Linked DNA regions of Homo sapiens: regions 1 and 2 are each linked to region 3. The links are chromatin loops, found by intact Hi-C in ENCODE. Cell type or tissue: ascending aorta. All regions are shown on one strand. Each heading gives the region's core, and the rest is flanking DNA. Links, peaks and the distances in the headings are about the cores only.

What was found. Peaks named below come from ENCODE experiments on the same cell type or tissue, not always from the same donor. Only the 100,000 strongest peaks of a DNase experiment are listed, where the experiment ranks them.
Region 1: it touches region 3 in a loop (2.0-fold over the local background); 4 of 110 quality-filtered maps call a loop at or near these places.
Region 2: it touches region 3 in a loop (2.0-fold over the local background); 4 of 110 quality-filtered maps call a loop at or near these places.

What each region holds. Positions count from the first base shown.
Region 1 is chr3:21,679,253-21,689,606 of GRCh38, reverse strand. The region is part of intron 1 of ZNF385D (zinc finger protein 385D); the gene reads left to right. Among named protein-coding and RNA genes, the nearest start is that of ZNF385D, 67 kb to the left of the region's middle. In ascending aorta, for the core only: no CTCF peak of the experiment used is centred there; no DNase peak of the experiment used is centred there; H3K27ac peaks cover 4,922 bases.
Region 2 is chr3:21,439,358-21,449,711 of GRCh38, reverse strand. All of the region lies in intron 4 of ZNF385D (zinc finger protein 385D), which reads left to right. Among named protein-coding and RNA genes, the nearest start is that of ZNF385D-AS1, 98 kb to the left of the region's middle. In ascending aorta, for the core only: no CTCF peak of the experiment used is centred there; no DNase peak of the experiment used is centred there.
Region 3 is chr3:21,739,944-21,750,297 of GRCh38, reverse strand. The region is part of intron 1 of ZNF385D (zinc finger protein 385D); the gene reads left to right. Among named protein-coding and RNA genes, the nearest start is that of ZNF385D, 6.1 kb to the left of the region's middle. In ascending aorta, for the core only: no CTCF peak of the experiment used is centred there; no DNase peak of the experiment used is centred there; H3K4me3 peaks cover 4,405 bases; H3K27ac peaks cover 4,745 bases.

The DNA of each region.
Region 1 (10,354 bases), core at 1,320-9,319, 60 kb after region 3:
AGCAGGTTTTCAAAGATTGATACCTGTGAACTAAATGCATATGAAATCTAAACCTAAGTGTCTAATTACTAATGTGTAGTTGAGTCTACACAGAATTTCCAGTGACTATTGTATTTATAGTTTTTCCTCAAGTCCACCCTTTTCAAGTTGCTAAAGACCCCCAATCAATCTGCAGGTTCTTTAGTGAGCATGGAAGAAAAGGGAAGTGGGTCGTTTTGAGCCACAGTTCATCTAGGTATTGTAAGTTGAATCGAGCTTATGCTGCCCCGCAACAGAGCACACACCTCTTCAGTGACTGAGTATTAGTGGTCCATTAAAGCTGGTGATGCACAAGGTAAACAGCAAAATTCTTTCTCTCTGGTCTCTATTGTTATAGTACTGTATTTTATTAGAGCATAGGCAGCTTGGCTTAACTGCTCTGAGATACGACTATTCAGTCTTTAAATGGAATAGTATTTTTTTTTTTTTTTTTTTTTGCTTCAATAAGGTGGGGCAGGACAGATGATTCTAAATCTTTTTACATCAGAAAAATCTTTAGATGTTCAGATTGCAAGTCTCAGCCATAAGAATTATGTAAGATTTGTATATTCAGGTAATCTTACTTTGTCACTGAGAATGTTTTCTTGGCTTATGTATTTAACTAGACGGCAATCTTCTTGGTTAAGGACTGTCTCTCTCCATATATATTGTAGTATGTTGTTGGAAACACAAGCACATTATAATAATTTCATAGCATGCACATACTATTTTCAGATATCCTGTTGTGCTCTTAATTGATTTTCTAAACATATGGTATAATACAAAGCTGTTGAGTGGGAACTGAGAAATCTCTCTTTGTGTCATTTTAAAAATTATAGAGCTTGGTATTTAGTTTTCATGTTGCATTCCTAGAGTTGTTAATTAAATGCATATTAGAATTTCATCAGACAGCAATAGTTTATGGAAGAATTCATGGATTTAAAAGACAGTTTATTGGATATCCATGCACTATGGGAACAGATACATTGATAAAACCACCTAAAGGAGCTGAGATTCAGAAAGAATGTAGTTAATGTCTAGCTGTGATAAAGACTTGTTTTCTAAGTTTTGTTAAATAAAGATAATTAATGAATAATGTCATTATGTGTCTCATAGTATTCATGATCTTTTCCTTCCCTAAATTATTAATTACCTTTAAATTTTGTTTCATTTGAAATAACTTATTTATAATTATAAAATTGCTATATGTCAGCTTTATTTATAATAAATACTGGACATACCAATAATGACCAATGATGGGGCATTGTTTAAACTAGTTATGGTATATCCCTAAAATAGAGTACTTGTCAGAATTTAAAATTATGTTTTAGAAGTATATTTAAGATATACAATTATTCCAACAGAACAAAGGCGGTTTCAAGCACTTATGCTTTTGCAAACTAATGTGTTTGTTCCCCTCAAATACATAGTTTTTTTAAAAAAAGAAAGCAGTAGAGGCACCAAAAATAATAGTAGAGACACCAAAAATAATAGAGGTGAGTTATGGTACTGAAGTTACCATGATGTTTAAAAAAAATTTTCTGGCCATGCCCGTAATCCCAACACTATGGGAGGCTAAGGTAGCAGGATCCCTTGAGCTTAGGAGCTCGAGCTTGCAGTAAGCTGTGACCGTGCTACTGCATTCCAAGCCTGGGTGACAGATCAAGACTCTGTCTAAAAAAAAAACAGATTTTGTTTACATTGTCAGACTTTTCTACAATAACCATATGGCTTTATTAAGCCATTCAGCTATTCTCAAATGAAACAAATCAAAATTGTACATGATCATCACTGGTGAATCATCGGTTTTTTCTTTTTATATTTATTTCCTATGAATTTAGATCCACCTTTTGCCTTAGTCAAAAACATATTAAGAGAATTTTTAGGGCAATAAAACTGTTCTTTATGATACTATATATATCATTATACATTTGTCCAAACCCAGGGAATGTACAACACCAAGAGTGAGCCTTAATGTAAACCTTAATGTAAACTATGAACCCTGGACAATAATGATGTGTTGATGTAGGTTCATCAGTGGTAACAAATGAACACTCTGGTGGGGGATGTTGATAATGGAAAAAGCTATACATGTGTAGCGGCCGAGGGTATATGGGAAATTGCTGTGCTTTCCTGTGCAATATTGCTATGAACATAAAACTGCTCCAAAAAGTGGCCTATTAATAAAAAAAATTATGAGTTATACATATTCGTTTTATTGTCTATTGCTACTTAACAAACGAACTCCAAAAGCAACTGGCTTACACGATAACAATGTTATTTTTCATAATATATTTTGGGTTTGAGCACTTCCTCTGCCTATTTTATCTGGCTCATTCATATAGCGGCATTTATCTTGTGGGTCACCTGGGTTATAAGGTCTAAGATGACCCCACGCATGTTTCTGGAGGTTGCTGCTGGCTGTTGACTGTGGATCTGGGTTCTCCGTTTGTATAACCTCTTACTCTCCCAGAAGCTGGTCTGGCTTCCTTACCTATTGTTCTCCAGACAATATTACCAGAGAGCCAGGGCAGGAGCTGCAGGGTCTCTTGAGGCCTGGGCTCTGGAAAGCACATGGTGTCTCTTATGCCACATTCCACTGGTCAAGACAAGTTATGAGGCCAGTGATAACTCATAGGATGGGAAAATAGGCTCCCTTTCAGGATGGGAGAACCAGCAAGTACTAGTGGCTGTATTTAACTTGTCCCAGGGGATGACCAGAAATATAAAGGTAAGATCCCACAGTTGTGGATAAAATGTGTTTTGTGACAATTAAACCTTGAATCTATAACTAATTTCAATTTCGTATGAAAATAATATTCCTTAAAAACTATTGCACATTAAGTTCTAGGTCTGCACTGACAAACACAATAGCCACTAGCCACATGTGGCGACTGCACACTTAAAATTAGCTAGTCCAGATTGAGGTGTGCTGTATGTAAGTGCAAAATACACACTGGTTTTCAAAGGCTTTGTACATGAAAAAGAGTGTAAAATATTCCTTTATTATTATTTGCCTTTATTTGGGTTGAATAAAATATATATTATTAAATTAATTTCACCTATTTTTACTTTTTGGTGTGGCTACTAGGAAATTCAAAAATGCATATGTGACTCATTTCTATGGCTCACATTATATTGCGATAGTTCAGTATTGCTCTATACACTGATGCTTTTCATACAGTTTCTCACAGCAACTACAAATGGTTATTTTTTTACAATTCCGTGGCTAGGGAACAAAGTACAATATTTATATCTTTTTATACCTACGCATAATCTGCACTTGCCAAAAATAATTATAGCAACCTAAAAATCCAAACACAATAACAATTTGGTGTTATAACAGTGAAGAGATTTAGAAATGAAACATTACGATTTGAGTACACATTTGTACACTTTCCTAAAATATCTACAACTAACAAATCATCTGACATTAAAAAAAGGTTACTTTTAAATTTCCACTGTGCTATTTCTTTTTTCTCTATTATTAATCTTTAATCATTCTTATATAGGTCACATGAAAGCCTAGACTGTTTCAATTTGCCTTTGTCTCTCATTTTTTGGGAAAGCCAGGCTGGACATCTGTGACCACCAAAGCTGCCTGCCCCTCAGTTTTCACCATTGTTCTCTTTCTTCTTTCCCGGTTCACCCATTCTCCCTGCTCTGATTGTCTCAGTTGAGGAATTATTGCCTGGGAGAATTCACCTGTCTTGCTTTCATGCGTGGCTTATTACTTTACTGTGTTTCTTGGCCAAAACCTCAAGGTAGCTAATCATTTGTACCTCCAGCACTTCATTTTCTAAATTAGGATAGGCAGATGTATTGCTCCATACAAAGATTTTTCAGAATTCTGGGATAATTAGGTAATGCCAATTACTAATTTCATTATTTTCTAATGGGTTTGTACTTTGTCTTTTTATGAGCCATGCTATTCAGAGCCCTTGAGATTTGTCTAGACCATTTGGTTTCAACATCCATCAGGTGAAGCGGCTCTTTGGTGCCAATACTTCCTCTTGTTGGAGCAAGACCGCATGTGCTGCTTGTCTGTTTGATAAGTAAAATTAATCACAGACAAAGCTTGAGAAACTCACAGGGAAAAACCTGTGATGTAGATGTAAAAAAGAGAGATGTAGAGATTTGAATATCAAATGCTTACGAGTCTGCCACTTCTGCTGTCTTTTATGAACTCTTAGGCTGTACCATATTCTGTTTGTTTCTCTTTGTTAAGCTTAATATTTTGAAAGTGTGCTTGTGTTTCAAGCATAGGTTGAATTCTTGTCACCAAGGCAAGTAATGTTTCCAAATAGCCAGTAGCCATAAAATCTTCAGAGACACTCCTCTTGCATTTCTTGAATATTAAAGCAAATCTACTTTTCTACGTTCATTGAGAAGGAATCTATTTCTCTCTTGCTGAGACAAAATAGAAAGGAAATTGTTTGAAATAATAAGCCATAACACCTGTATGGGCCAGGATTTTGCAGTATTTTTTTCTTAGCGTTAAAAACGTATATTCCTTTATCACATACAAGTTAGAAATGCTTTTGCCAATACCCACTGGATTCTTAATAAAGCTTATGGAGCCCATTGGTTTCCTTGCTAACTGCTCTAAAGCATTAGCTTAAAAATTAGAATTTTCCAAATTGCCATACGAGTTTGCTGAACTAGCAAAATGCATCCCTGTCATCTATTTTCCTAAGAAGCACTCCAGTTTCACTTACGATGAAGACATCCCTTTGAACAAAATTAATCGTTAATTTTTTTCCAAGTAGGCTCTTAAAAATGTGACATTCTTAACTAGCTAATATGTTCAGAATAAAAATGGAAAATTCTTTGGAAATCTGTTTGCCACCCAGCTTTGCTCTGATTAATAACCCTTGCAAATGTGTGCTTATTATACCATAAACATGACCTTTATAAGAACATCAGAAAAATCAAACTATGGATATGCCATGTCAGAGACTTTTTAAATGTCAGAAAATGTAATGCTTTAAAATTAATGTGACTTTATAATACTTAACTATTGAGGGTATTTTTTGAACTTTTATGAATTTGGGCTTATTAAAGATTTTTTAAAGGGTTCCGTTATTGAAATGGTCTGGGTTGGGTCACAGTTGATGGTAAAGAATGTAAAGCTACGAAAGAAAGAAAGAGAGAGAGGAGAGAGAGAGAGAGAGAGAGAGAGAGGAGAGAGAGAGAGAGAGAGAGAGAGAGAGAGAGAGAGAGGAGAACAGTTAACCATTTATGGCTTTAGTGTGGTGAAGTTTGTCAAACATACGAGATATTTATTACCTTCATTTCCCAGAGCTTCTAACCAGAAGAGAGTCAGCAGTGGGAAAGTATTCTCAGTTAAAGAGAGACAACTCCTAAACATGGCGCTTTATAAACTAAAGGGGCCAGGAGTAAAAAGAGCGTGCTTGAAAGTTGTTACAGGAGACAGTGATGTTTGGCAGTGGATATGTAACCAGTTCAACTAGGGAGCTTTAGGTCTAAAGTGGGACATATACCACACTCACAGTGTCAGAGTTCTATTTCTGCGTAATTAATTACCAGAAACTTGGTGCCTTAAAACATCACACATTTATTAGCTTATAGTTTTGTAGGTCAGAAGTCCAGCACAGATGTGGCTATGTTCTCTGTTCAGGGTATCATAGGGCTGAAATGAAGATGTTGGCTGGACTGAGTCCTCATCAGGACACTCTGTGTTAAAAATCTGTTTCTCAAATTCATTCTTGTTAGCAGAATTTAGTTCCTGTGGTTGTAGAATGAAGGTCTTGCTTTCCTTGCTGTCACCCTGGGGCTACTCTTAGCTCCCAGAGACCATCTGCATTCCTTTACATGTGGCCTCGATCTTCAGGCCAGTAAGGGCACATTGAATCCTTCTGTTGCTTCTGCAACCAGCCGGAGAATGCTCTTCGCTTTTGAACAGCTCATGTGCTTAGTTCACACCCACATGAACAATCTCTTTTTTTTTTGAGATGGAGTCTCACTCTCTCACCCAGGCTGGAGTGCAGTGGTGCGATCTCGGCTCACTGCAACCTTCGCCTCCCAGGTTCAAGCAATTCTCTTCCCTCAGCCTTCGAGTAGCTGGGACTACAGATGCACAACACCGTGACCAGCTAATTTTTTGTATTTTTAGTAGAGACGGAGTTTCACAGTGTTAGCCAGGATGGTCTTGATCTCCTGACCTCGTGATCCACCCAACTCGGCCTCCCAAAGTGCTGGGATTACAAATGAATCTCTTCTTTTTGAAGTCAACTGTATCACGTCGCATAACCTAATCACAAAAGTAATATCCACAAAATTAATAGTCCTACAGATGATGTAGGGTGTGTACAGCAGGAAGCAGGAAATCTTGGGGGTTGTCATAGAATTCTGCTAAATATGCCTAGAGACACACATCCTTAACTGGACTTTAGGTTTATCATTTGTGTTCTCTGGCCTCAGTGTTTTCAATTTGTGGATCATGTACCAATAGCATCAGCATTACCTAGGAATTAGTAAGTAATGCAAATTAGCAGCTCCCACTCAGAAATCAAAACTTGAAGTAGGGGTAGGAAGACATCAGAAGTCTGTGTCTTAATAAGCCCTCTAGGCATTTCTGATGCTCACTAAAGTTTGAGGGCCAGTGCTCTCTGGACCAGGGTCAGCCAACAACAGCTGGTGCCAGAGAACCAAATCTGGCTGATGACTATCTTAGAAAGTAAAATCTTACTGGTACATAGGTATGCCCATTTGTTTACATACTGTCTATGGCTGCTTTCACACTACAATGGCAGACTTAGCAGTTGCACTATAGAACTGATAGCTCACAAAGCTTAAATATTAATTATCTGGCCCTTTCCCAAAGGAAAAAAAAAAAAGTTTGTCTTCTCCTGCTCAGGAAGTAGATTACTTGATTGCTAAGGTTTCATCCAGTTCTAACTTGCTCTAATTTTGTACAGCTTCCATGTGAATCCCACAAAATTGCAATATGAGATTTAGAGGCTCATTTCCCTAAAAAAGATTAACCCTTGACTTTCATTTCTATTAAAGGACCTGAAAATGTGTCCTTTCTTCCAGACATGACTGCAACTATCCTTTCAGTCCTCTGATGGCTTTTTCTGTCTTAAGTGGAAATGAAGAACATCTGTTCACCATTCTTTCTATGTTAGTTTTTAAATATTTGAAGGCAATTAAGTCACCCTGAGTCTCTTCTCTTCACAAAAACATTGCCAGTACCTTTAGCTTTCCCCTTACTCTTACTTGCCTGTCCTTTAATCATGTCTGTCTCTCTGCTTTGGCTATTTTCCAGGTTGTGTACATCTTTCATAAGTTATTAGATTTTCAACATACTTAGCCAATCTTTCTGGCTTCTAACTTAAAAGGACAAAGCTAAACTAAAAACAAACCAACCTGCCAATTGTCCAAGATTCAGCTCTTCTTTATTTTGTTAGATTTCTATGTAATTATGCATCTTCCAACCATATCTTTGCTTGTAATCCATCAAATGTGGCTTACATCCTTTACATTACTCTTTTTTCCTCCAAAATTGGTGCAACAGTTAGACTTACTGTGGTTGATTCTCACTTTCTGAGTCTGGCCTCAATGATGTCAAACATTTGTCATGATGGTTTTCACTATCATCTGATATTTTTCACTGGCTGACCAGTTCATAAAACATACTCCAGGTATCCAACTTTCATTTTACATTTGTTTTCCCATTTCTTTACATGTTTTCAATACCTGAGCCAATGGATCAGTAAATCAATGAAATCTTTGCCTCTCTTTCCCTCATTTCATCACATTAAGTTTGATTTACAGTCTTGATATTTTCTAATCTGTAGCACCAAAAATACACATGATTTTTTTGGTTGATTGTTTTATTTCCTTTTTTGTTTGTTTTTTTTTTTTCGTTTTTTTTTATCATTCTTAGTCTGGATTCTTTTAGAAAATGCATGTGTGTACATTTGTGTTCCAAATATATGCAGCTCTATTGTTCTGTTTCCTTTGGTTTCCCTTCTACCCACTTTAACTGTGATGTATATTTGTGCTTTTGGTAAAACAGATTTATTTGAGAGTCAGCCAGCTTTCCTAAGCTCTCCCCTTGAGGTATGCCCTGCCATTTCCTTTGGCAGATTAAAGCTTGCTTATCTGAAATATCTCATTACTGAAATAATCACTTTTAATTTACCAATTGTACAGCCTTTACCTTTCCAGAAACATAATGAATAACATAATTTGTTTCATGCCAATCAAATTTACTTCCCATGTGCCAAAAATGTAGGTTTTTTTTTTTTTTTTTTTTTTTTTTACTGATGGAATATATTCACATAGGCTTTCTGAATCTATGACTTATTTAAAATAAAAATAATTTTTTTTGTCAGAAGGTTTACCTTACCATATTCCTACGTTATCAGGGAAGGACTTAGATGTCTTTCAACAGTATAATACTCTGAAATGTGATAGGAGACTCTGAGTTCCTTGAAACAATTCTGTTACACTCAGATCTGTAATTGGAATTTACCAGTCAGTTGAGACCTAGCCCAGACTAGCTAAATGTAAATGTAGCTAAGGGCAATTCAATGGAAGACAACATTTTAAAAATACAGAAATAAAATCCAAAGCATCTCCCTGCCTTGTGGCAGCAGCCGTTGAAAGGCTGTGTGTGTAACATTGCGATGTAAGGGACTGTCTGACTATGGGCTTGCCTACAAGGGTAGAGAAGAAAGGATATTTCTATGCTGAACTGTGTAGCACTTAAGATTTAGCTAGGATATGTGAAAAAAAAATAACCAACTAAAATTTTGGCTAGACTAATGGAATTCTTAAGCTATAGGCAAGACTGCCATAAACAGTTGTTATCAAGATTTCCCCAGTGCCAATATGCCATCTAAAATTTTGGCTGGAGTAGTTGGTGAAAGCATAGCAAATAAACAAGAAAGCCACTTATAAAATTGAATGGCCATGATTCTAGTCCATGTGATTAGTAGAGCATATTACCTTTTGATAAAAAAGCATCAGTCATCATATCCGATATTATTAGTTAAACATCACATGTGGCTCCTCACTAAAAGAAGTGGGTTGCAAACTCTTGAAAATACGCAGGAAAGAACAAATTGTGGTCTACCAATGTCTTTTTATTACTATGTGATAATATTAGAAAATTGCACTTGTTTTTAGTTGATGGTTAGGAAAGATAATATTATTTTATTAAATAAGAGAAAATGATGATTCCAAAGGAGAAGCCGGCAAGAACAAGAACTTAAAAAAAGTGTTTTGCTTATTCTCTCACTATTGCTTTACCTTGCTTTAAAGGGCTTAATATCACATTTACTTTTATTGAAATTTACCCAGTGTATTCAAGAGAGTGAGTAACCAATAAATATTGAATGAATGTTTGTGAGAAAGAACGAGTGAGCCAAGAAGTAAATCTGAGAGGAATGAAAGATGAGGGCAGCCAAGAGAGAAGAGGTGACAGAACAGGTAACAAACTGAGGACAAGCTGAAAAGGGAGGAAGTGAATTAGTGTGACTCTATTTTTCCACTGACCATAAATAATATTAAATATTTACGTCCCAGATTCCAAGTCAGCTATCATATTTTGAGTCCTTACCACGTATTAGGCACTGAGCGAGTCTCTCTCATACAATATTTTGTCAGATAATGCCACACTCTTGGTTGATCACTTTCCAGTTTAAAAGACATATACTTCTATGGGTTACCATGAGATCATTTAAGAGTGGGTATTTCCATATAGGATGACTTGGGGGTATTTTTAGTGCTACTCACAGGCTGCCTCACTAACAGTTCTATCGAGGTCAATCAAGTAAGTCGCTTGGATATAATTATTTCTCCAAATTGCTATTTTCCCTCCCTGCTAGTCTCCCTCCCTCCAAACCTCCTTCCTTCCATCCCTTCCTTTTTGTTCTTTCTCTCTCTTTTCAATATTGTTTCCTATGCCTACCATCTCACAATGAGCACATTGAAAACAGGTACCTAATAGTATTAATGACATTAAGTATAGTTTGCCATTTTCATTTCTTCTCTCTGGATTAGCTTTCAAAGCAACAATGTCTTATTTATTCATTCACTGAAAAGTACTTGGGTGCCTATAATTTTCAAAACTCTTTCTTAGACACCATAGAAAAAAATTAAGATGACCCAGCCATGAATACTCCCCTTCAAAAGCTTAACTCAGAATCAAATTACTAGCAAACAAAATGTAAGTATCATAAGAGATATACCAATTAATGATTTAAGCAATAATGCTAATAAAATAAAAATTTAATAAAATATATTCCATTATTTCATATCATTTTGATAAAAAATGAGTAAAAAAGACATTAAGAATAGTTAC
Region 2 (10,354 bases), core at 1,446-9,445, 300 kb after region 3:
TTTGCTGTAAAACCCATTTATAGATAACATGATATACAAGAAATAAGATCTTATGTACCAAGAAAATTAACAATTTTAAAACATGACCTATGAAGCAAAACAATTTACTCACAGTGCTAGCTTTTAAATTTCACAGTTGGGTTGTTGTTAAAAGTAACAGAAATATTGATAATAAAAAACAGCTATACAAACATGTATCCTAAATAAAACAATGACTCTATTCTAAAGCTTAATTATGAATTATATTTTAAACATTATCTTATCAAAATTAATGGTGAAATATTAGAACTTCTATTTATATCAAATGGGCTCCAATACGATGTTGTGATTTAACTCTTACGTAACAAGATCCCAACGAGTGAAATGGAATAGAAATGCCAGCATCCTTTGAGAGGTCAGTCACATGGGACTAGATTTCTATTTTTTTTTTTTTGTAGCTATAAAAATACTGAGCATTTTACAGGATCAGAATGGCCAGTATAGATGGTTTCAGAGATAACACAGATTTATTTTGAGATTAATTCTTAGCATACTTTATTAATATAACTCTGCCGTAAAATATATTTAAAGTATTGAATTAAAAATTGATTGACAGAACTAACCAATAAGTCATTTTTTTCTTAAATATATACTTAAATAATTAGATTTATAGCTGCTTAATGCTAAAATAAACAATTTTTAAATGAAGCCTAAGAAAATAAAAATTGTTATTTCATATTCAGAAAAAAAAGAAAGATCGACTTTTTTAAATGTTTAAATTAGCGCTTTGATGAAATGGTGATACAATTACAATGAATGTATTCTCAAATGTGAAAAGAATAATACATAGTTTGGCAAATTTTGGTGCTGGGGCAGTTTGCTGTAGTTTGGAATTTCTGGAGCTGTGTGATAGCTAATGGGAATAACAGGAGAGATGATAAGTTTATATTTGGAATTTCATGAAAATCTAGTTTATGTGGTTTCTGGAGATAGAAAGGGAATCTTGGCTTCTTAGAAACAGGTCTGTTAGCTTTGCTGGGGAAGAGACACATTTGTTCCAGAATTGTATCGTATTATTTTCCAAACAGTTCTAACAATTTTTCAGTGGCCAGTCTTTCTGTAAATAATCTGTAGACTTTTGATTTCTCCTATTCTATATTTATTAGCATGTTTTCTCTGATTTTTATTTATCCTCCAGCTCTTAAAAAATTATCTTTGGCTGAAATATATTAACACAACATGGAAACTACTTTGAAGAGAGAAATTCTATCAAGAAATCATTGTGTTATGTGATGACCCCCATTTTTCTTCCTTCTTTGCAGAGAGAAAAATAATAATACATTGCTGTTTTGAGTGAAATGATGGGTAGTTTGAGTCTTAACTCAGCTTATAGTTGAAATTGAATGCTCAGGAGTTGCTGAAAGATTATTGGTTAAAAAAATGTTTTCTCAATTTTTGTAATTTTTCTCATTTCCTTTTCTATACTTCCATCCTCTTTGTCAACCATTTTCAATGATTTATCCAGTGGAATTTACTCCCTGAAAACTCCTTTTCTAGTCTCCTGAAATATGAAAAATCCTTTAATCTAGATGTCTGAGCAATGTGTTGTGGCAAGTGCATATCGGTTACATCATGGTAACTTTCTGGTGATTAAAACATTTTCTGCATAGCTAATCTATGAAATACTAACACTGTAATGAAAAATGCTAAGTATTATAACTCTTGCACATACAACAAAATGCCTGAGTCCAGATGGGATAATGTTCTAAATTATTTCCATACTCAATATTTTATCATTGCACCCTTTATTGTGGGAGCTTGTTTTCTTATCTTCAAGACAGCTCTACAGTACAAAAAAACTGAAGAGCTGGCTGTTATTTCTTCATTTTTATGGTATGTGCTGCCTAACAGGATTCTAGAGTGAGTATTTGTGTCCTAAATAACTTGGCTTGACTATCTTCACATTTTGCAGTCCCTACTCATTCTAAATTACCAGTCAGAGGTAAGCTTTCTCTCACTTTTCGTTCAACTTCAATTAGTAAAAGCTTTCAAGATTCATGATTTATCATGTCATAATTCCAACCGTTAGATATCGTGGATAGTAAGGACACATGACAAACCCTTACTTTTAACCTAAGGCACATGGCCAGCAGAAGGAAGGCCATTACTACATATGTTAAACAGATGAACTACCAAAGGCAATCACTGAAAAACCATACCTTGATTTCTTGCCAGATTTCAAACTGAGCTTTCCAATACACAGTTCTTCTCATTAATGAAACAGAAACTGTTACTGCAGCATGCAGTATTTTTTTCCTCTGAAAGCTCTTGGAACAGGGGTGCTACCATTCATAGATTTTGGAGGGCTTTTTTTTCATTCTGCCCTACTGGAGGAAAAATAAAATCTCTATTAGAAGCATGAAAAGGCAGTTTCCTAATCTAGTGGCATCCAAATCATTTAAAATGCCTTCGGAGTAAATTGAGTTTCTTTTTGTCTTCCTTTTCCTTTCCCTTTCGTAATATTTATCCAAAAGCTCACAAATTTTGATAAAACTCACCCATTTGTCTTGGTGCTTATCAGTTGTATGTACAATAGCCAGACCCACTCAATTAACTAGAACAAGGCCTAACAATCTTACCTTCTGATGAACTTAGGTTTGGATTAATTTATTTTGGCTTAAATTATATTTGGAGAGGATGAACTGTGCTTTATACTAAACATCTGTGAACAAAGTGGAAAATTAATTCCCCTAGAAATATACAAACTCTAATTTAGGGAGAGAAAAGTTTATTCTTACAAAAGAAACCCTGGTTTAACTGATCAATAGAAGGTTATTTAGGTTCCCACTAGTATTTTTCTCTGCTCCAAAGATCAGAATGTGTCTCTATCCTTCCTCATTTGTTATCAAAAAGTGCATCTCTCAAAGAAAAGTTTGTTTAGGCCAGGCACGGTGGCTCACGCTTGTAATCCCAGCACTTTGGGAGGCTGAGGAGGGCGGATCACCTGAGGTCAGAGATTGGAGACCGGCTGGCCAACATGGTGAAACCCCATCTCTACTAAAAATACAAAAATTAGCCAGGTGTGGTGGCACACCCCTGTAATCCCAGCTACTCAGGAGGCTGAGGCAGAAGAATCACTTGAATCCAGGAGGCAGAAGTTGCAGTGAGCTGAGATGGTGCCACCGCACTCCAGCCTGCATGATAGAGTGAGACTCTGTCTCAAAAAAAAAAAAAAAAAAAAAAAAGTTCATTGATTAGGTAGTATCTAAAATTTTTTAAAGAATTTTCTACTTTTTTCCAGGGTTCTCTTTTAGAGTAACTAGCTTCCCCTGGCTTGCCTGGGATGTGCCAATTTTAGCACTGAAAGTCCCATGTCGCAGGAACTCCCTCAGTTCCCTCAGGAAAACAAGGACACTGGTCACTCAATCTCTCATTTCCCTCTTCTTGCATTCATGACTTGCTGTTTAAATGACATTTAGCTTTAGAGCTGAGACCAGTTAATCTAAACCGGAAACTAATTGGCAGATCTGTCAGTGGTGGTTCTTGAAGTGTGGTTCTCAGATCAGCAGCAACAGCAATACCTGGGAACTTGTTAGAAATGCAAATATTCAGACCTCACCCTATACATACTGAATCAGAAACTCTGATGCTGGGGCTGGGCAGTCTGTGTTTTGTCAAACTCTTTGGGTGATTCTGACGCATACTAAAGTCTCACAATCACTAGTTTATACTAATAGGATTCTTTTTGATTCGTGAAATTTCCCCAACATCTTGGCCCCATGATAGGGGGATGTTTTGAGAGCCAAAGGAGCATAAAGAAAAGAGTGAAATAAATATTATTTGAAAAATTATAAGAGGAAAATGATTAAGGATGAAAATTTCACTTAGGAGGTCAATGATATGCTTTTTTATTGCTATGCCAATTTTCAGTCTAGCACCTACCTGACAGGGATATAACTCCAACTTTTAAAAGATAAGCAAATGCCTAACAAATTTGATGGCAGCAGCATCCGTGTTTATCAATTACCAACAGTCTGGCAGACACTGTTCTAGTTATGTTATGGAGTATATTTATATACTAAATGAGTAGAGAATATAATCCTCTTTGACTTAGAAATTAAGGCACTGACATGATAAGACATTGATATAGATTGCTGAGGTGATTGTTATCAACTAAGGACAATGCTTTGATATTAAATTAGGCTAAAAAGACATGCCAAGGCTTCTTTCCTAGAATGAGTCCCTAATTTACAGATGCTAAAGAAAAGAAAGAGGGCAATTTACCTTGTAGAGAAAAAAAGTAATAATACTAACTCTAATCAGCTTATCTCTCTTTAAATAGAGAGCTTGTATTCTGAGGGCGAGCTTAAGTCAAGCCACCTGATCAGTCTTGTAACCACTGGAGAGATGAGCAGTGTTTAGTCATGTCCCTAATACTGTTATTGTCAGTCACCCTTTTACATCTGTCTTTTTCTGTTGGCTTCTTTCTTTTTAGGTTGTAGGGGAGACCCATTGTCTAGAGAGAATATACGCTTTGACTTGATGAAATCCCAGTTTAATCTAGAAAGGTCCATTTTGAGGTTAAGAACATTTCGGAGATGTGGAGGTTGAAGATATAAAGTAGGTCTCAGCTTTGGCTGGCCAATATGGGATCCTACTTATCTCCTCAGGGGACTGGACAATTCGTGTCAAGACTCTGTGCTTCAGGAGCCTCTGCTTCTTCCTCCTTCATGGTCCAACTTTCCTGCCCCTTCTTCATCTCATTAGCTTAACCCTCAGTTGCCTGACCCAAGTCAAGGTGTGTGACCTGGTCCTGATCACCACCTCTTTTTGGGGGCTTCTGCAACTGTGCTCTGTCCTGGCAACCTGCTTCTGTAATCTGTTTATCCCCAAATTTGAATGAGTAATAGGAATTGCCTAAATTTTGGATAAATTATCCTACAAAATAAAAGCATTCTCACATTGCCCTCTCAAATCACATGATCTTTGTAGAAAATGGCCGGTCCCTATGAAGCTAATTGATCTTTGGCATCAATAGGGAAATTCAGCTGGGCGCAGTGGCTCACACCTGTAATCCCAGCACTTTGGGAGGCCGAGGTGGGAGGGTCATTTGAGGTCAAGCATTCAAGACCAGCCTGGCCAACGTGGTGAAACCCCGCCTCTACTAAAAATACAAAAAAATTAGCTGGGCGTGGTGGTGTGTGCCTGTAATCCCAGCTACTCAGGAGGCTGAGGCAGGAGAATTGCTTGAACCAGGGAGATGGAGCTTGCAGTGAGCCGGGATTGCGCCACTGCACTACAGCCAGGATGACAGAGTGAGGCTCCATCTCAAAAAAAAAAAAAAACAAAAAAAGGCCGGGTGCTGTGGCTCACGCCCGTAATCCCAGCACTTTTGGAGACCAAGGTGGGCAGATCGTCAGGTCAGGAGTTCAAGACCAGCCTGACCAACATGGTGAAACCCCATGTCTATTAAAAATACAAAAAAATTAGCCGGGCGTGGTGGTGCGCACCTGTAATCCCAGCTACTCAGGAGGCTGAGGCAGGAGAATCACTTGAACCTGGGAGGCAGAGGTTGCAGTGGGCCGAGATTGTGCAACTGTACTCCAGCCTGGGTGACAGAGCGAGACTCTGTCTCAAAAAAAAAAAAAAAAAGAGGGAAATCCAGAAGTTAAATTTTTTAAATGGGCTCTGCTTCTGCCTTAATATTTTTCATTAGAATAACGTATGGTCTAATTTGCATGTAATACATGTAGCACATAGTGAGTTCAACAAGTAACCATTATGTATATGAATCTATTGTTGATGTAATTGCCTCAAACAGATAATAAATTGGACAGCTTTGAAAATCATCTCAAAAGTTTCAGTTCAATATTTTTGTTTTGTAAATTTTAAAATCTCCTTTCTAAAATTTTTAATGCATACAAGGCTTGGGAAATTTAGTTCAAATAATGTAAAGGTAGAAAGAAATAGTATAGTCACCCAATCCCTTAGAACATTAGAGTTTCATGCAGGCTACTATGGGGAACAACTTGTCACTTGATGAAAAGTATATGTGATTACTTTTTGCATGGAACTACCAAGTCACAGACCATTAGAGACACAGTGAAATCAGTTTGAAGTGCAATTCATTTTTCTAATGTTTTCTAGTAATACTTCTTCCAGCTTATTCTTCTCAAGGAGAGTGAATTCATTGTTCCCTCCACTCTTATATTAGAGTCCTATTACTCTTGCATATACAACTTATATTGCATTTATTTTTTACCTCCTGTGATTAACACAGCATCCTGTATATGGATGGGTTCTATAAGACAGACCCCCAAAATTTTCAGGACCGAGCATACAAATGGAGACTATATGCCATATATCTAAATATGTATCAAGTTTCGCCTAGCAACTCCACACTTTGTTCCCCAGGAATTGTCCTTGGGACCTGGAGAATAAAGAATCCCCTCACCTGAATCATCCTTGAGCCTGGTAGTGAAGCAGATTTGTAAGAACAGAGCGGAAGCAGTGCCCAAAGCCAGAACTTCTGGCTGGTGACTGGACCTACCCAAATCAGGTACCCTGCAAAGTGGAGTGGAGCACTTGATTTCTCCACAGCCTCATTTGGTGGCTTTGGGATTTCTAGGCCGTTTAAAGCACTTTCTACAGCTATACCACTCTAGCAGACGGGAGTGAGGAATTCAGAGCAGGGGGACTTTTTCTGCTTAGACATACATTTTTGTGATTTGGGGTGGCCAAATGTGTACTGTGTACAAAAACAGCCACTCTTTCTCTGGTTTCCAGATAGAAGTTGTGATATCTTCCAACCTCTCAACACACACACACACACACACACACACACACTTATACACAGATATACACATATAGCCATACATGCACATGCATACACATAGACATATACACTCATAAGTGTGCACACACACTTATGAACTCCCAGCCTCTGTACTCTGGCCTTTGGGGCACCCAGTTCAATTCTCACTTCCCTTTCCCATAATTCCCATCTGCTCAATTGGTTACAGAACCCTGTAGGAACTTTTTTTATTTTACAAGAAAAAAAAAAAAGCCCACAAATAAAGGGACTTTTAAGCACAGCCCAGTGCCAAGGCCATTCCTGCCTGGGTCTAAGAGTGTGGTATGGGCTCAATAAATTTTAGTTAAATGAGATAAAAGTGGTAGAAAAGAAACCACCAGGAATAATTTCTAAAGACTGGTGGTTTGTTTTTGTTTTTGTTTTTGTTTTTGGTCAGAAGCACCTTTTTCTACTTCAGAATGTCAGCACATTTATGAGGAAGCAGCTGTTTTCTTCATTTCCTAGCAAGTCTGAGTGAGACTTAAATTCACATAGGAAAGAAGAAAATAAATCAGATGTAATTCTGAGCCTTCAATCTACAGGAAAACATGATGAACATCTTTGGGTTATAACACTAATCCCTGTTACCTGAGAGGAAACTCTAGTAACTCACCTATGGTTTTTCCACTTCAGTTATGAAGTCTGTAACCAGAGGAATAAATTTCTTGCCCAGACCATGTAACTTGGCTGCTCCATGTTACTATCCAAAATTCAAGTGTTGATATTTTTTGGAATCCTTTCTTATGCTTTATGGATTTTTTTAAAGAAGTATTTACAGTGTTTTTATACAAGACGAAGGTCACAAATGGGCCACTTTGAATACTGATGTTTCCTTTTATTCTCAACTGAAGCCCCATTCCACAACGTATTAGCAACCTGTTTTGATGCCAAAGCCAAATAGTGACAGTTGCAGTAATGAATATTTGCTACAGGGCGCTGGCAGAAAAATGGCACAGAAATGCAAGCCCAAACCATCTCAAATCTTTCTCTTCTCACTGAATTTCACCCATTATTTTTAACTCCTTGTCACATATATTGTCCCAGAGTCTTTGGTAGAGTAGTGCAAAGAAATCTGAATCAGCCTTTGGGAAACAGTAAGAAAAGCGAATCGTTTTCCTACTTTCTCATCTTTTGCAGGGGGAAAAAAAGGTGCAATGAAGCCCTGTGGTTTATTCTTACCATTCTGCACAAGAGGTTAGTTGAGAGCTATAGGTTTTCCTTTTCTTTCCTCCTTCTAAATGATTTTAAGCAACTTAATACCTTAGCATTATGGTATTTGGATATACGTAATTGACTCTAGCTTGGGCCACGCTTAGTTTCTTTTATAGTCAAATGTTTAAGATGTTGTCTTTCAGCATGCATAATAAATCAGGATGAATTCAATTATTTTATAAAAAATTAAATTTTAAACAATAAAAAACAAATGAAGAGCACATGCAACTGAGCCAGACTGTGTTCAAATCATTGTGTTACCTGTTGGCAGCTCTGGCGTTGGGCAAGTTCCCAAATTTCTCCATACCTCAGTTTTGTTGCTATGATGATAATGCAAATGTTGTGCACCTCTTGTTTTTTATGAGTTAATACTTGTAAATACTTTAAAAGTGCTTCCACGATGATTAGCTATTATTAATTTATTCATTGTTTTCTCTTAATATTTATTGAGTGCCCATTTCATGCCAAGTATAAGTGCAAGAATATAGCAAAGAATAAAGCAGATTAAGAAGTTTATAATAATAGTTATTATTTCAAGTCTTTATGGGATGTCTCATAAACTATTCTGCCACTAAGTACATGATCTATGTTTATTGGCCTTCTTATCCCCAGTGGCTTGGGACAGAACTTAGCACAAAATAGTTCCTTAATAAATGTTGATGTAATAAAGTTTGAGTGCATGAGTAACTGCAGGTAAGATAATACACACTAGATTTGGCATTGGGAGATACAATGTCAAGTCTTAGTTATTATCTCAGAGCACTATGTGACCTTGAGAAATTTCCTGAAACTTCTCTATCTAAAAATTAAGAAAACTATGCTATAAAGCCATTAAGCTTCTTTCTGATTATGATTCTACAAAGTAACTTGAATGATGCACCATTTGTTGACTGGTTATAATTCTGTTTTTCTTAAAGTAATAAACTTTAACTCTAGAATAGTTTTAGATTTGCAGAGAAGATTCAAGAATATATCAGAAAGTTCCCATATACCCTGCATCAAGCTTCTCTTATTGTTAACATCTCACATTAATGTTGTACATTTATCACAACTAATGAATCAGTATTCATACATTAGTTTAACTAAAGCCCATTCTTTATTTGATTTTCCAAGTTTTTACCTAATGTTCTTTTGCCCTAGAATCTCATTCAGGATCCCATGTTACACTGATTTCTCATATTTCCTTAGGCTCCTCTAGACTGTGATAGTTCTGCACACTTTCCTTGTTTTGATAGCCTTGCTAGTTTTGAGGAGTACTGGTCAGGAATTTGATAAATGTCCTTAAGTTTAGGTTTGTTTTCTGTTTTTCTCATGGTTAGACAGGGGTTACGAGAAGGAAGCCCACAGAGGTAATTTTCATCACATCATGTCAAGGGTATATGCTGCTGTTAACATTATCATTCATTTAAGATTCTATTTTAATGTGTGGACAATAATTATTTATAACTGGTAATTTAATGTACCATATTAAAGTAAACTTCTTTGCTATATGTATGCATTGTATAGAACAGATGACTTTCTTTGAATAAGTCATAATGCTAAAATATATTTACCTTACTTTCTTGGTTTAAAAAACACCCCTTTATCACTGTTAAAAGGTAAGTGAAAAATCCATTACTACTTAAAAATTAATAGTATTCCTATCTTTATGGAGTCAAGTTCTACATATTAAATTTAAGATAAAAAATATAACTTTTTATTTCTTTCACACTAACTACATGCTTAGAAAATAACAAATTTATGGTTAGCTATGTGGTCAAAAGTATTCCAGAAAGTAGACACACCAGAAGTTGAGTGTTGATATTAATTCCCCTAAGCCTGTCTCATGCAAGGAACTTGCCTTAAGAAATGTTAATACTTCACTAACCCCTAGGCACAGAGAATCTGATGTCTCTAATCTTCTGTTGTCTTTGGTTTAAATGTACATTATCCTCTGGGGTCAGAGAAACACTAACGTAGATGTCACAGGAATCGAAAGATTCCTGGTTTTGTTTATTCTATGCTTTTGTTAACAAATTGCACTATAAATAGGAAAGTTAGTTTAGGATTACTATGATCTATACTATGTGCCATTTTCAGATTAAGACCAAGTCAATCCAGAGGAAAAGTTGTTAGAGCAGGGTATTACTAGGGAAATCTTTACCATAGTAGATTTCAATGAAGTAAATACCCACAGTGTCACGCTGGCTTCAGTGTGTGGCCAAACTAAGTTTAAATATAATATCTGTATTTACGGTTATCACTCCTGATAGAGCTGATCCTAAGAACAATTTAGTGGTTTTAGCCCACTGCTCCCTGTGACCTTACTAT
Region 3 (10,354 bases), core at 1,546-9,545:
GTCAGTTTTGTGCCACGGTAGAAACCTCAGTTAGGTTTTCAGTTGAGCTGCCTGCATTTCCAGAAAGCATGTTGAGGCTTGGATCCGAGCTATCAGTTGAGCACTGGAAGTGGGCTTGGAGCTGTGCATTTGCACTCTAACGCCGCAACTTACTGCTAGTACAGGAGGCAAGCCCCTTCACTAAATAAGAAGAAGTCAAAGATAAGGACTGAATATTTGTTCCTCCTCTCTGAAGTTATGCTTTCCTTCTGTAAGTCCTATCTGGCGTCATCATTTAAGGGCATCTATGCGATATTAAAAGGTTTGATAGAGCAACTGGAGAGGGGCTAGGAAATGTATCCAAGATGCAAATGCTCTGATTTCTTGGTTTGCTTTAAATATTAAATCTAGCGTCTTCTTTCAGATTAAAGAGGTATTTAGATAAACTTAGGTTGGGGCACTATTAGTTTGTTGGAAATTTATTTCTGTATGTACTATTTGCTCTGTTTTGTTTCCTTTAGGCTTTGAGACACTTGAGAGTGTGTGGAAGGAATCTAAGTTCCAAAAGCTAAATGCCTTTAGTTGTCTTGACAGTTTTGATTTGCCTATAATTTGTATCATATTAGAAGAGAAGTCTTAAAATAGCTGAAAATGATTTGGAAGAAACAATTTCATTGCATTGCCAAATTTAAGCAGAATCTGTAGTTAAAAACCATCTCTTTCCAGTGGGTAGTAATGGAGGTGGTAAGCTTGTTTATTGGCCACTAACAGAGTTTATCATGCATATATTTTCATAAATGGAAAAGCTTGTAAAGATAATAGGTCTTTTGGACAAAATACAATTTCAGCATCAGTAATGATACTGAAGGATGATGAAACAGATTATAATTTTAGTTTATATTTTCACCCTCTTGAAACAATTCCTTATGTGATCGTCGTGAGGAAGTAGGGCCAATTAGAATAGCAGTAGAGTCTAAAAGTACTGGTCAAAGGCCATCCATGCTGGACTGGATTATCGTGTGACTATTGGAGAAATGTTCAGTGGGCTAGCTTGTGTTATTAACTGTATGCTAGTTCAGCCTCTTGTAAAGCAGAGTGATTCATAGGGTAATCAATTTCATTGTGTAATGCAAGTTTTTAATAGTACGAATTGAAATGTGATGTCCTACTTACTTTAGATGAAACTCTACTCTTTGAAAGGCAAGGCTAAAGTTGCCCTCAGTGTCTTGAACATTGTCTTACCATAATTTTGGTATAAGAAATGTTTTTCTGCTCCCAGAGGAAATCCTATGTATTCAGGAATGCTGTTTCTTTCGGGTTATGCTATGCAGCTTCTCGTACAAGCTGTTAGATATCCACAACTTTGGGAGCCCACCTGTCTCTAAAAAAAAAATGTGTGGTACAAGAGCGAGGGCAAAAAGAATTGAGCAGTACACTTCAGGCATGTTAAAATTCAATAGCATCCTAATGTTTGAAAATGCTGAAGACTATGTATTTATATATGTATGTATGTACGCACACACATATATGTGTACATGTGTATGTATCTTAATGTGTGTGCGTGTTCAAAATTGTAGCGATTTCAGGTAATTTTTCCAAGCAATGCTTTCACTTTGCAAATTGGTTGGCCATTACTTTCTTCTTCATTTTTCAACTGCAAATGGTTTATCAAGTCAGGGAGAACAGGGACAAAGGGAAAGCAATGCTGCATTCTTAGGCTTTTCTGGTGACTTGTGAGAATGGGGTAGAGATGTCACAAATCCTTTATTTGTGTCCCCAGCAGAGCGTGATGAAGAGCATGGTGATGCTATGGTACGGGTGAATTGATATGAAAGCGGGATATTTACTTCCTTTATAAATCATCTGATTTGTCAGTGTTGCCCCCCACCCCCACCCCTTCAAATATAGCTGAAGAATCACTACCTGAATAGCCTGGCTCAGCCTATCTGCTTCAATTCATTCCTCCTTCCCCTTGGGACTGGACAACTGGACCCTGCCCTTGCTTAGTTGGAGTCAGTTGTGTGTGTGTGCAAGTTGGTGGAAGATGTAATATTTTCAGATCTCAAGAACAGCTCATGTTTGTAGTGTGCTGTCTCAGACTTGCCAGAATAATAGAGCTTTCTAATGACTTAAGCCTCACTCTTATCTCCTATTGAGATTTTAGTGCAGTGTTTTCAATAATCGTTCATTTGTACTTCCTGTGCTGTGATTTCAGAGTTTGCTGTTCAGTCACCGTGGACACTTTTGTTACTTATTCTATCAATCTTGGATCTTGCATTCACCATTTGGAGTTAAATATAAGGTTCACATGGGAGAAGGAAGCAGGGAAAATCTCAGTCAGCAACCTGAGTGGGATTTACTGTAAAAGCAAGGGAAAATAATAAATACTTATAAATTTACCCTCCCACCCCCATCAATGTTTTAGATAGTTAAAAATTACATGTGCCAAAGATGAATAGCCATTAATAATTTATCCAGAAATAAAAGCAAGGCAGCTGGGAGACTTCTCCCTAGATTAAGGAAGAGAGGCTGTGGGTGGTTGTCAGTACAATGGACTGAGCTGCCCAGTTACAGTTTGGTTAAGAGGACTGTGCTGGTATGAAGGGCAGGTTATTTGCTTGAGTGCACCCCAGCAATTGCTCAGCGCCTGGCAGAAGGTTGTAACTGTGCACTGTCTCCAGCTCTAAGCACCGTATGTTTGAATTGTCTCCCCATTTCCATCTGGCCTGACACATTTCTCCACTGCTGGATAGGTGAGTCGTTGCCAGTGGTCATGTCAACCACACAGATTCCCCATGGTTGGCCAGAGAGATGCCATGTCTCACCCTTTGCCATCAGGAGAGAAAATGGGAGGCTGATTGTGCTGAAGAAATTCTGTGTGGCTGCATATCAGGAAGCTTTCAGTTCTGAGTCAAGCAGGTAGAGACTGTGGTAAGCTTATAGCCAAGAAGGATCTGGGGCTTGCCCCCATGAGAATACTCCTAAAAAAAATGAAATGATACACTTTAAACAGAATTAAGAGGCAAATATTAGAGCTCTCCCTAAATGTTCCTATTAATGGCATATTAATTAAACCTAGAGAAAAGGGCAGGCAAAATTTAGAAAGTGTGAATGAATCATTCAAGTTCGCCTTGGTGTTAGTTGTGGATCAACTCTCTTCATTAAAATGCCTAAGGAAAATAGGAAAAACATTTGGTGGCATGCCTATAATAAAAACAAAACAAAACAAAAACCTCACTGAGGAAGCTTTTAATACAACAGCTAAAAAAAAAAAAAAAAGAAAATCTAGTAGGAAAATTCTAGGACAGAACCCTATTCCCCTGCCTATAATAGACGCATTTGTACATTGTCTTAGGAAGGACTTTTTTCCCCTGGGATGTTTAGAACATTCTCATGTCAGCACTTACACTTTTGGTTGTAGCTGGACCATCAAGTTCACCTCCAAACTAGTGTGTTAGAAAAATATTTAAATGGCAAGGTTATGAGGAAGGAAACGATCAGAAAGCAGCAGGCAGCAGAGAAAAACATTCCTTTTTAGTGGTTTCAGTGGAAACATTTAACTCCTTCTAATTAGTTTGTACTGAGTGATCTGTTATGAGGAATTAGGTCCACTCGACTATTTCTAAACACTCAGCCACTGTTTCTATCTCCCCGAAGCTGACAGGGGTGAGAATAATTCAGGAAGAAACTTCTATGTCTAAAGTCCCCCTTTTAAAGCGTGAAGTCCTGACCATTATGTCTTATTACAAATACATCTAAATTACATGCAATAAATTACTACAAAACAGGGCTGGAGAATGTTAACAGGTGAATACTATCAGAAAGGGTCATGAATAAGAACCTGAAATCTAAGATAACTTTAAAAGCCATAAAGATTTCTTCCTCAAGACTATTCTCTTTTTAATCTCATATGAAGTTCCTATTTTAAAAGCCAAATTCCAAATTTGATCAACATGCCAGTGACATGGATTCCTTATCACATCCTTAAATTTTAAGCTAGTTTTTTAAAAGGACCTCCACAGTTGTTGTAATTATATGGAAATGAGGTATGCTTATTTAAGGGATAAGTTCCAAAATTCATGAGCTAATGATGACTTGCAAAGTTACGCTTTCGTGGATGACATAGTTGTTCCAAAAAACAAATGACAAATTTAAATTAGTGGTTTCTGACTTCCATTCCGGAAGATTCGGTCACAGTTGCTTTTGACTGAACGCTCCGTTGATAAGACAAGATGTGTTGGTTGGTGTGTGTGTGTTTAATACTGGAATGTCAAATAGTTCCTTGTTATATATATAGACTTAATATTGTACTTCAGTCATAGCATTTATGTATTCCTGGATCTTTTCACATCATTTGAAATGTAATACATTAAGTATTGACTTAATAAGATAGACATTAAAGTACTTTTTAAGCACAGCTGGCTTTCAAGTTTAGCAACCATTATATACATTAGAGGTTTTAAAAATCAAGTCATAAGGATCATTTTCAAAGCTTTTCCTGCCTAAGAAAGCATGATGCTTGTATAAGCAGAAGCCTATTTCTACTTTGACCTTGAGAAAGGGATGTTTCCATTTGTATTGCACTAGGAAAAACATGTCAAAAAACAACAAAGGTCATAGTCCCTGCCCTCTCTCTTTCTGTCTGTCTCTCTTTAGAGAAGCCATTACATATCATTTCCCAAAAAGATTAGTTTTGCAACAGAATTTCACACATGATTGGTGGCATTAAGAGAAAATACAGCATAAGAGGTGGCTAGAAATATCAAAGCTTAAAGTGGTTGAGATCATGCTTGAACCAAATTGCTAGGATTGAAAATAGGAAGATGCTTTGCTCTGTCGCAGCGTTAAAATCGTTATGAAGCAGCTGGAAGTCAGCCCTGATTGCATATGAACTCCAGGCTTACACAGCCCTTGAAACGGAAGGTATTTTCATGAAACCCTCTTGATTCCAAAACCTCAAATGCATATGAACCTGTATTAGGGCATTGGCTGGGATGTAGTGAATCTCTTTTCTTTCTTATCAATCTTTCAGTTTTTTCTTTTTTTGCCCACATGTAATATCACATTTCTGTAAGTGGAGAGGAAAAAGAAAAGTAACCTGGCCAAGGTCAGAAAGGAAATTCGCAGCAGTATCAGGATTGATGCTCACAGAAAATGCTGTCTGCCCCACAGGAAGATGGGTGCTATGGGGGCAGGAATGGGGTTGGTAGGCTGAGAGTTTTTAATGGATAAATGTTGTTTAATCTATGTCCTCAGCACTCTTGTTAGTGCCAGGCACTTAGAAATATGTGTTGGATGTGCAAGACTGAATGGGTGTGGGAGAGCAGAGAGGAAGGGAATCCACTTCCTCCACGCATTCCCTAAGGCTGATATTCCCTATGAAAGCTAGTACTCGGGCATTGACAAGAGAAACAGTCCCTTTTGCTGCTGAAACACTAGCTTTTTTTATTATTATTTTTTTTATTTTTTTTAACCCAAGTCCTAGTAAGGACAAGGCCATAGAAATTAAATTTTAAATTAAATGTGATAAATTCCATAATCTTTTTTTCTGTTTCTAGTTGCTTCTTTCATAGGACTCTGCAGTGTAAAGCCGGTGTTAACTCTATAGAATATTAAGGCCAATGTACAAAAATGTCTGAAAAATACTTAAAATTATATAAGATAGCAAAATTATAGTTAATAGCAACTCACCTGATACAATTTCAGTTTTCAGCTTTCACTTTGCTTAAGTGAATTTTCTCCAGATGTTGGCATTCCCTTGCCAGCAGGCTGGGATGGGCATAAAAGACCCTATATGCACAAGTAGCTGAAAATGTTTAGGAAGGTCTCCAGTTTTGAAGGTTGTCATTTATGATGGCAGAAGAAAATGAATACAATTTTGCCTACAATTTGCAGGGCTTTAGTAAAGTTGCTCTTCACACTTACCTTTTTTCATATTCATGGATTTTGCTGATGAGGGAAAGTGGTTGTAGCAGATTGCTCTGAGGATAAAAACGCAATAAGGAATGTAAATGTACTTTAATAAACATGATCCCTTACACTTGTATAGCAATTTGTATTTTTCAAAGTGTGTCAACATTTTGCTTTTTTTATCTTCAAAATGACCCATTGTGGGAAGTAGACAAAATATAATTATTCCTATTTTTAGATGAGGAATTTGAGCCACAGATGACTGAAACAACTTTCTCAAGGTCACAAAGCTAGTGACTGTTAAGGTGTAGACTCTATGTCAATACTTCTGAGACTTACTTCAGTGCTCTTTACAATGGAGAATGGGGGTAGGGAGATATTTTTATGAATGGAAGATTATTTGTAACAGTAATACTTGAAAACATTCTCCAGCCAATAGCTTGAGAAATGAGTCAAATAATTGGGATCCAATATGCGTTTGTGTTTTGACTTGACTTTGTGAAATTACAATTCATAACAGAAATCTGAACATAATTTATAATTTTATTCTGCCTTGTCTTTTTACATCAAATCATTAATAGTCAGAAAATATGAATTCTGCTTAGAAGGCATGCATCGGTGTTATGGACTGAATGTTTGTGTCCCTGTTTCCCAAACGTATAAATTGAAGCCCTAATTCCTAATATGATAGTATGGAGGTGGGGCCTGTGGGAGGTAATTAAGTTTAGATGAAGCCATTTGGGTGGAACCCTCAGGATGGGATTAGTGTCCTTATAAGAAAAGGAAGATGTGAGAGCTTCCTCTTTCCACCATTTGAGGCTGTAGCAAGAACGTAACTGCTGCAAGCCAGGAAGAAAGCCTAACCAAAACCAAACCAGGCCTACGCCTTGAACTTGGACTGCCCAGCCTCCAGAACCGTGAGAAATAAATGTCAGTTGTTTAAGCCCTCCAGTCTGTGGTTTTTTGTCATGGCAGCCAGAACAGATTAAGACAGTTGGCCTCAGGCAGGAAGGATCCAGGCTTTCTCTACTGCCTCAGTTCCTCTAGTGTCTATATTTAGTGTAGATAGTAAAGCTTATATTAATTGTATACTGTATGTTTTTGCTGTCTCACTATTTAACTCAATGCTTATAAAAAAAGTCCAAATTAGCTGTGCTACGATCTCTTTGATATTTACAGTGACCCCATCTCTACCATTTGTTCAAGATGGAATCCCAGTCTAGTCTTTGTTCCATGACTGATAAGTAGGAAAAATGGCCTACTTTACAGTTGTATCTCTTCCATTCAGTAGTGCTGTGTCCTTGGGAAAGTCATCTCACATTTGTAAAGTTTTGTTTCTTTGTAAAAGGAGAATAATAATAATATAATAATGTTTCTCACGGTTCTATTTGGAGAACTAAAATATGCTATACACATAAAAGTGCCTAGCACTGGAAAGTACATGGTAAACAGTTAAGCTTAATTCTTTATTTCTTTTTCTCCAACTCATATACAAATGTATGAAAATTGAGAAAAGTGATTTTGCCTGTTGGGGTCAAACTAGGAACCATGCTTAGTAAATTACATAGAAATAATTTAATGTAGATAATTTGGTATATAGGTGATAGAAGAGCTGAAAAGCCACATGGGGAATGGTGAGACAATTCATAGAGTAGCAATCGCAAGAAACTGGTAGTTATAGATGGAAACACAAGAGAGACTCCTGAAGGCCAGGGCCCAGGGCCTCCTGGCAGGAGCAGGAATCATAGAGGGGATCCCACATTACACTCAGAGAGAGACAGAAAAATACCCTGGTTTCTCCCTTTCTCTTGCCCTCCAATCCATTGCCTTCTGCCGCTCATTGGTAGAACTGAGCCGAGGCCGACTGAGGTGGCCTGGGAAATGTATCCTGCAGGCTTTAGCCTCTACGTCTGTAGCTTAGAGGAAGAGCAAGAATAGATCTCAGGACAAATTGGCCAAAGACCTGCAGAGAGATCTTGCCCCTGATCTATAAGTAGCAATTTAAATGGGAGAGTATTTCTGCAAAGCCACCTCAAGTATCAGTAAGAGTTTGGTTGGGGAAGATACACTTAAGAGGGAAAGGAAGTATGGTTCAAGAGCTTTTGGCAGCTCTTCACCAATCCTCCTGGTTCAAGTATGTACTTTGTCACTTTCTGGTAGCACGGCTTTGGACAAATTAGTGAATCTTTCTTTGCATCAGTACTTAATACAATCAGTTGAAAAGTCTGACAGTGAAGTGTAATGAAATTTGAATACAAACTTTATAATCTCCAAAGCACTGTATAAATGGACCTTGTTATGAAGGTGTGAAAAGCCAAGTGAATTAGTAAAAGAAGTGGGGAGTTTGAAAAATAACAACTTGGAAATAAATGTTCAGCTATGCAGTTTAACATTCCAGCAGAGATTTCTGAGGACATTGAGGGAAGAAGCATTTCGTTACTTCATCAAATAGCCTCTTGTATTGTGGTTTCAATATACCTTAGAGGCCACATCTAATCTATTCTTTGTCATTTTTCTATACCAATGGGAGAGTTCAGACTTAGAGGCAGGAAGAGAAAGCGAGCAGGGCAGGAACCCTGAGATTCCATGCCCCATACTCTTTCCCCTGCAAGACTCTAATGGGGATGGACATATTGAAAACTGAGAGAGTTTATTAATAATTGCTTAGGAATTGAAGAGGAATTCGGTATTGATTTTTATCTATTCCTCCATGTGTTGCTGGACTTTTAAAGACAGATTTCTTTGGCTGAATGGACCTACTATTTAAAAAAAAAAACAAGGCAAAATATTCTGCCCTTCCTGTATAGAATTATTAGGATTTCTCCCAAGGTCTGCTTGTAAAGTCCTGTGACAATTTACAACTTATGACGCTCTTGTTTTGAGGTACCACCATGGTAACTGCTGGGAAGTGTTTCCCTTGCAGCACACAATAAGGAAGTCACCGTTACCATCACGTGTTTTAATTAGCTGCCCTGAGGAATGGTGGGCTATAGCTTAGAGGTCTGTGGGCATTCTTAGGATTTGTATACTAAGGAAAATGTATCAGTTAAAAGGTAAATTGGAAGGCAGATTGATTAATTTTTTTCCTTTAAAAGAAAAGTTGTGTAGGATCCTAAATACTAACCTGGTGAATCACTTCGTTTATGGCACCCATCTGGTTTTTTTCTCACTTTTAAATCAATAAGTACAAATACTGTAGTGAGAAGCTTAAGGCATGAGCTTTATGGACCTCTTGGTTTCCTTTGAGAATTCTCAGCTTCCCTTTGTGAACAGCCCTGATGCCGATAGGTGATAACAGGTGATGTGGCCACTGCTCACAGAAGAAGAATTGAATATGGGATGAATGCCTGCTGTGCCAGGCACTGCCATGAGTTATTCCATTGGCACCTCACCACCAGCCTTAAGGGGAACATCAGTGGATCTAAACCCTGGCTGTACAAAAGAATCACCTGGGGAACTTTGAAATGATACTAATGTCAAAGCGCTATCCCGGTCCAGTATAACCAAATTCTCTGAAGGTGGAGTCAGGCATCTGCATTTTCATTTAATACCCCTCAGTTAATTATGAAGGACAGCCAGAATTAAGAACCACTGAGATGGGAAATTTTAACCATTTTACAGTAAGCATCCTGAGGCCCTGGGAAGTTCCACATTGCCCCAGGTCACCTAGGCAGCAGTTGGCTGGGTCAGGATTCCAGCCCAAGTCAGTCTGAGTTCAAAGCCTGGGTTCTTTCCCCACGACACATTGTCTCCTCTCACGGAAATCAGTGTATGGCATGACGTGTGGGCCTGATTACACATTGCCTGTGCTGCCCATCCCTGGTTTCCACAGTGAACATCCCTAATGGCTGGGAACCCTTCCTTTCTACTTGGGATCCTTTATAGAGCTGGTACCCAAAAGAAGTCCATATTACAGTAGTTGATTCAGGATCACAGTAATATAGTTCTGGAAAGGATTTTGAAATCTTGCTTCCCAAAACTTAGTGTTTGTACAAATTACCTGAAGATTATATTATAATATAGATCCTGACTCAGTGGGTCTGAGATGTGGCCTGAGATTCTGCCTTTCTAACAAGCTCCCAGACGTTAAATGTTCCTGGTCCACCCACTGGTCACACTTTGAGTAGTTATGCTGTAGAGGCCAGTTAGATGAGCTACCACTTTATGCACATGTGGGAAATCAGGTCTAAGTTTCCAACCTTAGTATACTTATTTCTATTCTACAAGACACCGCATGGTCCATGGTTTGAGCTCCAATTACGGTGACAAATGATTCCATGTTGCCTGGGACTTAGAGGGTTTTCAGGATGTTGGACTTCCCGTGTCAAAACAGAAAGTTTCATGTGTACTGGGATGAACTGGTCACTCTAGTTTCTGTAGACTGAATTTGAACCTTAGATTCAACTCTCAAGACTGGGGAGAAGTTGGGCAAGCAACTTGATCTCTTTGAGCCTCCGTTTCTTAA